2 separate regions of the Mus musculus genome follow, and region 1 is linked to region 2. A link is a contact called in ENCODE Hi-C or POLR2A ChIA-PET data. All regions are on one chromosome and are shown on one strand. Each heading gives the region's core, a stretch centred on a gene start or an enhancer-like site at or near the end of the contact. The rest is flanking DNA. Distances are from core to core; before and after follow the strand shown. Region 1 holds the start of Fhl1 (four and a half LIM domains 1). Region 2 holds the start of Mmgt1 (membrane magnesium transporter 1).

Region 1 (5,721 bases), core at 1,733-4,232, 130 kb before region 2:
AGTTCAAGCAAGCAGGAACATTTGTTCAACTCCCACAAGGTTATAAAAGCCAATGTTTCTGGCACTAGGGGGTGGGAGTCAAAGGAGGGGTGAGGGAAGAGGAGAACCAGGAGGAAGAGATTAGGAAAACAGGGCAAAGCCTCAGGAGATTAGCTGCCGTGCCTTCAACAAATTATTTGTTTTTAATGGCTAAACTTGGGCTAGGGACATAGCCCTATGATAAAGGCGCCTGCTCCACACAGGAGGCCCTGGGTTCCATCTCCAAGACTACAGCAAATGAATAAATAATTCTTCAAACCGAAGGTGCGAGGGTGGTGAGTTTCTCACGCAAAAGTTCAATTGACAAGTTACTTTTAAAAAAAAGATAACAGAGTGAACTCTCTAAGATTTAAAACAATTACTTCATTGTCCTGTTCGTTTCTGAAAGTTCTTCATCTTTTTTTCCTCCCATCTTACAACAGGTTCTCAAAAAGCCAAGTAAAAGACTCCCTTTGCTCCTTTTGTTTAGAGAGCAACTTAAGGCCCATTTTCCCACCAACATACTGTTCCTTTTCACCACCTTCAGCATTATTCCTCAGACAAAAAACACCAGGCTAAACTTAGATTGTGAAAATCGGTTCTGTCTCACTGTTGCACTGGGGCAGAATACACACCACAGAAATGTAGAATAGTATACAACAGCATAAGCAAATACATTTTTCTTAATCCTGTAGACCCACTTATGTATTAACATTTGCAATAAACAAAGTCAGTATCTTATTGAGGTGATCCATTAATTTACTATATATTAAATCATCTCCAAAGAACTCATATAAGAGGTATTTTACCAATCTGCACATTCAAAATTTCATCCCCCAATCTAGACTTGCTTTAAAAATGTTTTCCTTCTCCAAAAAGATTAAATCATGGAATGGAAGCCTAGAATTTCAGAAGCCATATATGGTTACAGATTCTATACGGTAGTAGTAAAATGTGCACTTACTCTGTAGTGCATTGTACAAACCTTGGCCTATCTAACAAATTCCCTGTTGCATAAAGATTCTATTTGCCCTTAAAAATGGTAAATAAATGTTTTAAAAGAGTGAAGGTAGACTAGATTGGAACCTTATGTAACGGAAACAGGGAAGCATTATATTCCTAGCACATTTAAGGCCCATTGCTTTTTAATGCATATTCTTAAGAAAATATGGGCACGCATTTCCAAAGACAAAATTACCAACCCCAATCCTTTTCAAATGTGAGGAATGGGGAGTAGCCTGTTCCTGGGGATGGGCAAGGATGAGAACTCCTTATCCAATTCCACGTGGCCCATAATTTAAACTTGTGCTACTCTGTAAACATTCTCATTTCCAAGGAACATTATATTTATATTTAAACGGCCTTAATCAAGATAACAAAAATATTCCCAGTATTCTCTAAACTCGCAATACATTTGATAACATGGAGAATTACAAGCAATTACAAAATGATAGCTCCAATTAGGAAAACTGGATCTAGTCCAAATTCAAATCAAAAGAGGCTCAGATAGTCCCGATGGCATCATTTAAATGAAGAGAACAGAGGACTTCCAGCAAAGACATGTGTTCCACTCTTGCTGCATTTCTACGACAGAACTCTTGCCCTTCAGGAAATCCCAAAACCAAATCTGAAATCACATTCATACACTTTCTTGTCTCCTGTTCCCAATGTGCTACCCTAGTTGTGTGTGTGTGTGTGTTTGTGTGTGTGTGTGTATGGCGGGGGGGGGGGGGGAGGTGTCGTTGTAATCAGAATGAACCCAAGAAACTTGAAAGGCCCAAATGCAGAAAATACACAGCACATTCACTGTTTCCCTTGGCCTTTCTCATTCAAACCTCTACCAGTTGTGGAAGACTAAGCAATGGGAACTTGAGAAGCAGAAACCTCTTCCCAGGAGCCCAGAACTGCATCTAGTGGGAATTTTAAGCTTTCTGAAATTGAAAGGTCACACCCAGCAGTCTACCTAACCCACTTTGCCAAGGCTCAACCAAGGCTCAACCTAAGTGCTAGAACCTTCCACTTGCCTCCATGCTGAAGCTGAAATCCAGTCCCCTCTCCCACCCCCATCCCCCATATCACTGCCATTCCCCCTCAGAGAGCAGAACCACGACCAGCCTTCTCCCTCCATCACCATTCTCCTTGCACTCCAGTCCTCCCACTGCCTCCTCCCCAGCATCCCCAAAGGGAGCACAGCAGTTCCCTCAACATCTCCAAGAACCAAGGCAGGTTTCACCTTCCTCCCCTGCCCAACAGGCGCCATCCTTAATGTAAAAACCAATGAAGCCCCCCCCCCATCGTCATCATCATCCCCTGCTCTTCTCAACTGCTGTTAGCTATCCTTTAAAAAGAAAAAGAAAAAAAAAAAACCAAAAACAAAAACCAAAGGTGTTCCCACCTCGCCCAACCCCCACTGCCCGCCATCCTGGGTGAGAAAACCAAAAGCCCCCTCTTTTTACTCCCACCCTCCATCCTTGCAGAGGAAACACCCAAAGCCGCCCCCCTGCATCCCGGCCCCCAGGGGAGCGAAAGCCCTGGGGAGGAGGCTTAGGCACGCACCCTAAGGGACCTTGGAGCCCCAGGTTCCTCAGCCCCCAACGTGGGCGAGGCAGCGGAGGCCGGAGGCCGCAGGTACCCAAGCCCAGCAGGTCCGCGCAGCCCCGGAGTAGCGGCCACGGAGCACGAGCTGCGGCTCCCCGGGGACGCCGGAGGCGTGCGCACACACACACACACACACACGCACACGCACACACACACACACACACACACACACACACGCACACACACGCGCGCGCACACACACACACACACACACACACTCGCGGAGGGAAAGCGGGCTTACTGTCTGGGGATGCTCACCCGCGCAGCTGTCTAGGCGGCACCGGCGGCCGCTGCCAGCTCCGAGACCAAAGCGCAGCGGCGACAGCGGCAGCACAGGACTGAGCCCCCTCGGCCGGGCGGTGGATGTAGGGCGCGGGAGGGGCGCACGGGGAGGGGCGCAAGAGGGTGGGAGGGAGGGAGGAGGGAGCACGCGCGGGGGCGGGGGCGGGGGCGGGAGCGGGGGCGGGCGCAGCCCACTCGGGGCGGGGAGGGGTAGGGCGGAGCGCGCGTCCGCCTGGGCTCTGCCCGTGGTGCGAGGGGCTGCGGTGCGGGCAGATCGCGCTCGCGCGCGGGAGCCCAGTCGGGCAAGCGCGGGAAGGGGGCGCGGCTGCGTGGGCCCCGCCTCGGGAGAGGCCAAGCCGCTGGCTAGGCGCGCACAGTGCGCGCGAGAGGTGGCCGCGAGCCCGCGGTGGCGCGGCTTCCCGGAGCACCCCCTGCAAGCGTCCGAAGGGCACGCGGAGGGCGGGCCAGGGGCGCCCACCGCCCCCCTCCCTCGCGGGCTCAGGCCTTCGCTGGCTGCTGGGGAGTCACGAGTCACTGCAGGCAGCCACGGCCAGAGCCCGGGAGGTGGGAGCAACAAAGAGAGACAGCCAAGGTGGCCTCTAGCCTCTCCAGGGGCCTCGCTGACCTGCACAGCCCAGTACAGCCAGTGATTGCAGATCTCTTGGTTCCCACCACACTGAAAGACCCACCGACGACCTCTCCCCTTAATAACAAGCTGGACAGAACGAAAAGAGCCTTTATTCAGAGGGCTTTCCATCATTCCTAAAGCTCTCACAGCAGAGCTTCACATAGTGACTGACTCCGTCGTTCTTTCCCTAGTTCAGTTCAGTGAGCCCTCAGCATGTGCCCAGTACTGTGCCAAATGCTGTAGATACAGCACAGTTGTGCACACACTCGGCTTTATTGGTGGAAGAAGACAGATTATGAGCAAGTGAGAAAATAAACACAGTGGGATAAACTGCAGGATAAAAGGGTGTATAAATAATGCGAGAAAGAAGGTAGTATTTAATCTAAGCCTTGCATGGTATAAAAGCAGTGGGTGTAAAGAACCAAGGGATAACTTTCCAAACAGAAGGAGCAGAGGCAAGGAAGCCAGGAGAATCCCACCATGTCAGTGGAGGGAAGTAGAAGGACTTGGTTAGAAGAGGGTTGAAGGAATTGCAGGTGAACTAGAGAAACCTGCTTTTTTTTTTTTCCTTTTAAAGAGGACCCGAAAAGGACCAGAAGGAAGGAGTAGGGTCGAGGAAAACTTTGAAAGGTGAGAATAGTCAGTACTTAGAATGTCTAGTGAGTCAGGAGAGAGGTTCATTAAAGGAATCCAAAGTCTTGATTTAAAAACATGAAGGCCAGCTAGGAGAGGGGAGAATCAGCCCTTTATGTGGAAGCAGATGAGGCGGAGCAGCTGTGTATTTAAACCAAGCAAAAGGTCTAAACACTGCTGTTAGCTCGTCCCCCCGTCCCCCCCCCTCCAGCTTCAAAATTCAAGTGATGGCCTCTTTTACCCGACCCAATAGCTACTTGCAAAATTCCTTTCTCTATCTTGCTACCCAGAGCCTACGCCTCTTTTCTCTTTCTGAGCCCTTAGGCTCACTGAGGTCTGGTATTTCTGGATTTGCAAAAAAAGTCTCCCCACACATTTCTTAGGAAAGGAGACTGATCCGCCCCAGGCCATCATGGGAAGGCCTGGAACAATTAGCACCACTTCAAGCAGCTCCCCTGCATACCAGCCCTGGGCTCAACCAGAAAGAAACAGCCAAGAGCACTCAGTGCAAAAGCTCTGGGTGGCTCTGGACAGAGAGCCAGTTACTGGAGATTCTCAGATCAAAGCCTGGGCTCTGGCAGGCCTAACAAGGTCGGCTCCACCACCTGTTTCTGCTCTGCCAATTCAAGTCCCAAGTGATAGTAAAAAGTGGAGAAAGGAAGACAATTTATTCTATGGAGCCACATTGAGAAGAACAAATGAAGGTCTAGTGACTCCCAAATCCATGTAACATGAGGATTAGGATTGAATAGAGAGCCAGAAGTATGTGTAGCTGAGCAGTGTTGGCCAAGTTGGGTATGATCTGGAAACTGACGCGCCACTAGACTCCAGTCTGTCCCACAAGGAAGTCCTGATTGTAGTAGTCAATACTGTGTGAAATCTCTCCTTGGCAAGCAGGTTCTTCCTTCAACCTTTCTCGTTGCCCAGCAGGAGATTCCTGGGACCATTGTGATTATTTCACAATCAACTAGCCAAAGGGAAGGGCACAAGTATCTTTAGAATCTGACAGGAAAGTACAGACCCTTTCTTAAGGAACCTTCCATTGCCCAATTGGTAGAAATTGTCCCTTTCTTTCCTTTCACTTCTTTAACCTTCTTTCTTTCCTCCTTCAACCCCCACCAACTCCGTTCCACACATTCCTGCCTGTCTTTCTTGCTTCCTGTCTTACCTCCCAGGAAGTCTTGGGCACCTGATGTGAGCTGTGCCCCACCTCTCCCATCACCCTAACTAAAGCTGCACAAGCAAGGCCAGCCCTGTTCTCCCTCTAGCTGGTCACTTTCTTGCATTGGAATTCAACTTTTGGAGGTCACAGAAACACACTGTTTCAGTTAAAATATATAGAACTGTGGTGGTGTTGCTGAATAAGTAGAAGGAAAGGAGTTGTTCAAGGGGTGAGTTTGTTTTAGAACATTTTTGTAATCATCTAATGTGAAGATTCACACACAGAGACACACACTCACACACTCACACACACAAAAGGATAAATTCAGGTAGTCTAATCTCAGATCTGAGTATGCTTGGATTTTTTTGGTTGAGGAATATAATAGACATGAGGAAAGGAA
Region 2 (5,618 bases), core at 240-2,739:
CAGGCTTTTAAGAACTAGACTGAATCTCTGTAAAGATCTTTTCAGTGATAAAAACACTCTTTGTTCTTCACCAACAGTTGTTCACCCTTCATCCAACATGTTTGTATGCAATGCCTGCTGTTTGACAATGTTCTAGAGAGGGAGAAAGCTGTCTTCTTGCAGCTCCCATCCTAGAGTGGGAAGAGAGGCAGCAAACAATAGCAACCCAACAAACATAATAAAGAAATAACATCGTTTAGAAGATGATATAAAGTCAGAATAGAATAAGGAGATCATACCTGAGAATGCTTCAACTTTCAAAGGCATGGTAAGGACCAGCAGTACTGACCAGGTACTGGTGAGTCAACTGATTCAGATGACACAGTTCTTTGGAGACTGATGGGAAAGAATGGTAATCAGGCTTCACACTTATTTTGTGATATGACATCAACAAAGCTGTGCCACTCAGCCAGGGGCACTGAAGTAACTTATATAGAGTTGAGGGTGTGAGTTACCTTTGGCCATAAAAATGTCGTGCCCACAGGGTTTACTCACACGCAAATGAATACTCAGCAGTGAGTAGCTAGGAATGCTGATCTGGAGCTAAGGAGTTATGGTATTTGAGGTAAAGTTGTTGATTTGGAATCACTGGAAAAACTAAGCTGGTCTGAAGTGGAAATGAACTAATGAGCTTGCTGAGAGTAGAGCGAAAAGAGATCCAGGAAAAACTCTCCTTCTGAATGCCTACATTTTAGGAGATGAAGATAAAAATGGAGAAAGGTTACAGTTGTGTGCTCATCAGACTGTTTCCAACATCCCTTTATTCTCCCTTCATACATTCTAGCTTTCTTCATGACAAAACAGTCCCGCTGTGCTACACTCTCTTTTGTGTGGATCTTGCTCATAGAAACGTAAAGCAGAAAGGTAAGATGTTGAACCAATGCTCTGAGCGTCCCCAACATGCGAGAGTTCAGGGCTCCATACCCCCCAAGTTACTCTCTACACTTTATTTACTTCCTCACGTTGATGCCCTTGCAACCTGCCTCGGTAACCGTTTCTGAGGCCAGAGGCATAAGAAAGACTTAGTGAAAGGAAAGGACTCTGTTGGGAGGAAAACCAAATCAATTAACCAATTATCAAATACCAAGTACCAGGCTTTCGAGTTCTACGCCCACAGCCATTTAGCAACGCCACCAGCCCCACCTTCTTCTCCTCCCAGGCCTTTCCGTAAGTCCCGCCCCTTCTCCAAATCCGGCGCGTATTTGCGGACGCTCTACCTCGTCTCCCCATTGGTCTCGCTCGGCCTGTTCTTTCACGCCCCCAACTCAGCCCTGCCTCTCTCCGGGAAGCTGCACTGCGCAGTCGCAGAGGAGGCCTCAGGCCCTTTTTCCGTGTCGCTGTCCCCTTCTTCCCGGCATTCCTTTTTCCGCGTTCTCTCGGCGGCTCTCTGGGTCTGGCCACCGCCGGCACTTCGCGCCCAGGGCTCTGGTGACGTCATGTTCCTGCGCCGCGTGGACGCCCGCCGGTGAAAGGAGGAGTACCTCTGCCGCCCTTCGTCTCCTTTTGTTGGGCTGCCGCTCCTTCTGAATCATGGCGCCGTCGCTGTGGAAGGGGCTTGTAGGTGTCGGGCTTTTTGCCCTAGCCCACGCTGCCTTTTCAGCTGCGCAGCGTAAGTAACTGAGGGACTGGGACCGCTCGCGTGGGGGACACCAGGGGCTGTGGGGGCGCTCCCCTAAGGGACTGTTGAACCCAGTGCAGGAGAGCCGTTTTAGGTCGGGGTGACTAAGTAAAGCCGTGCAGGGTCCTCAGCGGAGGGCTTGAGATCAGATGGCTGAGGAACACCTAGATTGCAGGACGGCCAGAAGAGGTTGCTGAGGTTTGAGAAAGAATTCAGACCGGGACTCTGTCCCAGAACTCCAGACACGACATGCCATATGCAGCCTAGGTAGCTAAGACAAAGTGTGGAATTGAGAACTTTGCATGCATGTGGCATCGTGACAGCTAGCTAGACAGCATCCCGGCCACTCTGCTGTCCAGGCAAAGACGGAGAAGTTAAGTGACCGCTTGCCTCAGGGAGGCACTGTGACACGGGGAAAGAGCAGTGGACTGGTTTAAAAGGTTGGTTGTTAACATTTTGCTTAACTGTTAAATCTGTGTGACCTTGGGCAAATGATAACGGTGCTGTATGGTGGGTTTTTATTTTTGTATTTTTTTGTTTTTTGTTTTTGTTTGTTTTCTCAGATCAATAATTGAAGTTGCTTCTGCTTTTAGGTGCTAGAGGTTCCTTGATTCCTTTAAGGGAATTCTTAGACTAGTGGAAAAACTAGTGGGCCAACAAATAATTGCAGTAAGATAATGTGAATGTTCCAAAGGTGTGTGTGTGTGTGTGTGTGTGTGTATGTGTATGTATGTGTGTATGTATGTTCATGGGGAGTAGTAATTTGGTGGGACCCTGGGGAAAGTGCCTTAGAGCTTTGCTGCTCATAGTGTGGTCAGTAGAGCAGCATCGTGGACATCACCTGGGACCTTGTTAGTGTCTACTCAGGCTCCACCTCAGAACTGTTGAATCAGAATATTCGTTTTAATAAATCCCTGGGTGATTTATAGTTTGTGAAGCACTGTCCTGGAGGAGAATAGGATACACTGGAGTACTGGTTATTTTCGAAGTAAGCTTTGGCTCTACTATAGTCACAAAGCAAGTAAGGCCCTTGCTTGAACTCCAACAGCCTCATTTTCCCAGTGAAGAAATGCCTAGCTGAAGATAGTCTTAAATTTCCAGAGTAGACTTCATTCAAACAAGAAAGTTAGCTAGAAGTGTGTCATTAAAAGGTTAATCCAAACAGCATATGATATTGGATTGATTTTGCTTTTATCCCTGTCCTTACAGGCTCTGTAAGTTCAAATATACTCTGCCTGCATATTTTTTTAAGCAGACTCAATACATTCACACAAGTCATTTTAAGTCTAGAGTACATTATGAATTAGGGATTGTCCTATTTAATCTAGAAGTGGATTGTCCTACTTCATCTAGAATAATATTGTCCTGCTTGATGTAGAATTAAGATTTTGGATTTTTATATTTTTCAAGTGCTAAGAATGCCTTGTGGACTGAAGCAAGACCTCTGCACTGCTCGTGCTGGCAAAAGACTGCCATTTACCTTTGACACTAGTTGTGTCATGGGAAATTGTGGCAGCAGATAGCATCCTATGGTGCTGGAGCATGCTCATCTCTGCCATAGTGACCTTTGATATAGCAGAGCTCTCACTGTTCATACACGAAATAAACCCTGTTCACCTTTCACGTTCCCATTTGCCACAGAGGAAACTGAGGCAGTGCAACTCTGTTCACTTTCCCATTGTAACATTCTGCAATTGAAGTAAGTGCTGGAGTTGCTGAGGATGTCTTGAATGAGGTACAGTAAATTGTAGTAAACAGAAAAGCTGGTGCTATGTATGACTTGGGGTTACCAGTTTCTAGATCCTGATCGCAGCCTTCAGTCCCTTGCAGCCTGCAGAAGTGAAGGCAGCAGCAGAATTAAGCAGTAGCAAGGACAGAAATTGAAGTCCTGGAACTCGAGTTACATCACTGCACTGAAGAGGAACATTTCCATACCAGTTTTCACTTTGGCTTCACTATGCAGTGGCAGGGTCATTGAGCATTGAAAATGTTTGTAGTCCTATTGATTGTTAAATAGTTATGACTTCTTTGACTACTTAGTGAAAGAAACAGTTTCAAAATTTCTAGAGTTTCTATACTAATGAAAAATTATGCTTAGTTCTTTCGGTTTCATATTTGCCATCTGTCACTTACTTAAGGTGATAAGACAGGCCTTGACAAGCATAAACTAATTCATAAAGATAAGGCTAACTATATTAGAAGAGGTTTTTGAGGAATCTGGGATCATTACTTTATGTAGTATATAAGTCAACCACTTTGGTCTATTGATTTTCTTGTATTTTAAGAAAGGAAAATGGGCTATAATTTCCTAATGGTGTGCTTCTGCTTTCTAGATCGTTCTTATATGCGACTAACAGAAAAGGAAGATGAATCATTACCAATAGATGTAAGTTGGTCGTTTATATTCCATTAAGTACACATTTAAAATCAGTCACTTTGCTTATGACAATTTTTATTTTGTCTTTTTAATTTTTTTTATAATTTTCAAGCATGATATGGCATTTGTTACCTGCTTCTTTTTTATTAAATTTTTTTGAATTAGAGTCTCAGTATGTAGCTCTGAATGGCTTGGATCTTGCTATATAGACTTGGCTGGTCTCAAATTCACAGAGATCTACCTGCTTCTGCCTCTGCCTCTTTCTTTGCCTCCTGAGTGCTAGGATTAAAGTCCTGTGTTACCTTGCCCAGCTGTTACCTGCTCTTATCACTGTAAAATCGAAAGATTTTGAAATCTTAAAAAAATTCTATTAGACCTTTTTGATCAGACATGGAGGCTTATACCTATAATCCCAGCGCTTGGAGATTGAGGCATGAGGATTGGTGTGAGTTTGAAGTCAACTTGGACTACAGAATAAGACCCTTGTCGTAAAAACAAAAGCTAAAGAAGGAAATGGGGGTGTCTCTGTATTGACAGTATAAAATGGCCTTTAAAAATTGTCATTTGGCTCAAATTTTTATAAAAATTCCTTTTTAAATATTTTATTATGCGTGTAGCAGTTCATGCCACAGCGTAAGTGTGTAGGTCACTTATGTGACAGTGTAACAGCAGGAGTCAGGTCTCTTCTTCCACCATGTGGGTCCCAGGGAAAAAAGTCTCAGGTCGTCAGGCTTGATGGCAAGCATCCTCACCTGCTCAGCCATTTCACTGTCCCAACAGTTAGTTCTTTTGAAAATGAAGGTTAAGAACAAGCAGTGCGGAAAAAGGTGGCTTTCAACTTGAGTTAATCCTAGTCCTCACTTGACTGTTTTACTAGTTTACTGTTATTAGATTTAAACTTACCAAAACTGTAAGTTCTTTGTAACAAACTTAAACAATAGTGTGAAAATATCTAATCATTCAAAATTAAAACAGTGGAAGCAACAAAACTGATCCCATTCCCTGGCAACTTCACATTTGCTCTTAATAGTTTAAAGGGCATCAGTGTTTAGGCTGTAGAGTGTATGGACAGTGTTGTCTTGCTGCATGTACTTTACCTAACTGAGACAGCTTTGCGGGGGCTGGCGAGGTGTCTCAGTGGGGAAAGACGCTGGCTGAAAAGCCTGATAATTTGACTTTAATCCCTGGAACCTACATGGTAGGAGAGATCCAACTTGTGCCAGATGGCTCAGATTTGAACCCTTCCTTATGCTATGGCACTTACTGCCCCCACCTATAAATATGAACCAAATGGCAAAATTAAGGTGAAAACTAGATCCTTTAAAAAAGCATTATGCACTTGCATGTGTAGTTTACAAATTGTTTTTGAAATTAAAATATAATTGTATCATTTTGCCCTTTCCTTTCCTCCTTCTCAATGCTTCCCGTGCACTCATCCCCCACTCTCACTCAACTTCATGGCCTCTGTTTCTTTAATTATTGTTATATGCATACACATATGTGTATATATTCCTAAATATATAAATACAACCTGCTCAGTTCTTGCAATGTTACTTGAATGTGTATGATTTCAGAGATGCCCAT

What was found. Hi-C counts contacts between places; a loop is a spot of excess contacts on that map. ChIA-PET counts read pairs that join two places held with the same protein, here RNA polymerase II (POLR2A).
Region 1: a loop to region 2 is called in a map of left cerebral cortex, with 3 times the contacts of the local background. The contact joins the promoter of Fhl1 here to the promoter of Mmgt1 in region 2. A Hi-C loop is called at or near these places in 1 of 37 maps with a recorded cell type or tissue (left cerebral cortex). POLR2A ChIA-PET finds 5 or more read pairs at or near these places in 1 of 5 experiments (embryonic stem cell).

The regions. Positions count from the first base shown.
Region 1 is chrX:56,729,022-56,734,742 of GRCm38, reverse strand. Fhl1 (four and a half LIM domains 1) reads right to left here and starts at 2,982. Exons shown (of 7, transcript NM_010211.3): 1 at 2,875-2,982.
Region 2 is chrX:56,593,815-56,599,432 of GRCm38, reverse strand. Mmgt1 (membrane magnesium transporter 1) reads left to right here and starts at 1,489. Exons shown (of 4, transcript NM_146234.4): 1 at 1,489-1,648; 2 at 3,991-4,043. The coding sequence starts at 1,570. It overlaps Gm36239 (a long non-coding RNA gene), which reads right to left and starts at 1,241. Exons shown (of 3, transcript XR_386934.2): 1 at 1,131-1,241; 2 at 279-375; 3 at 1-170.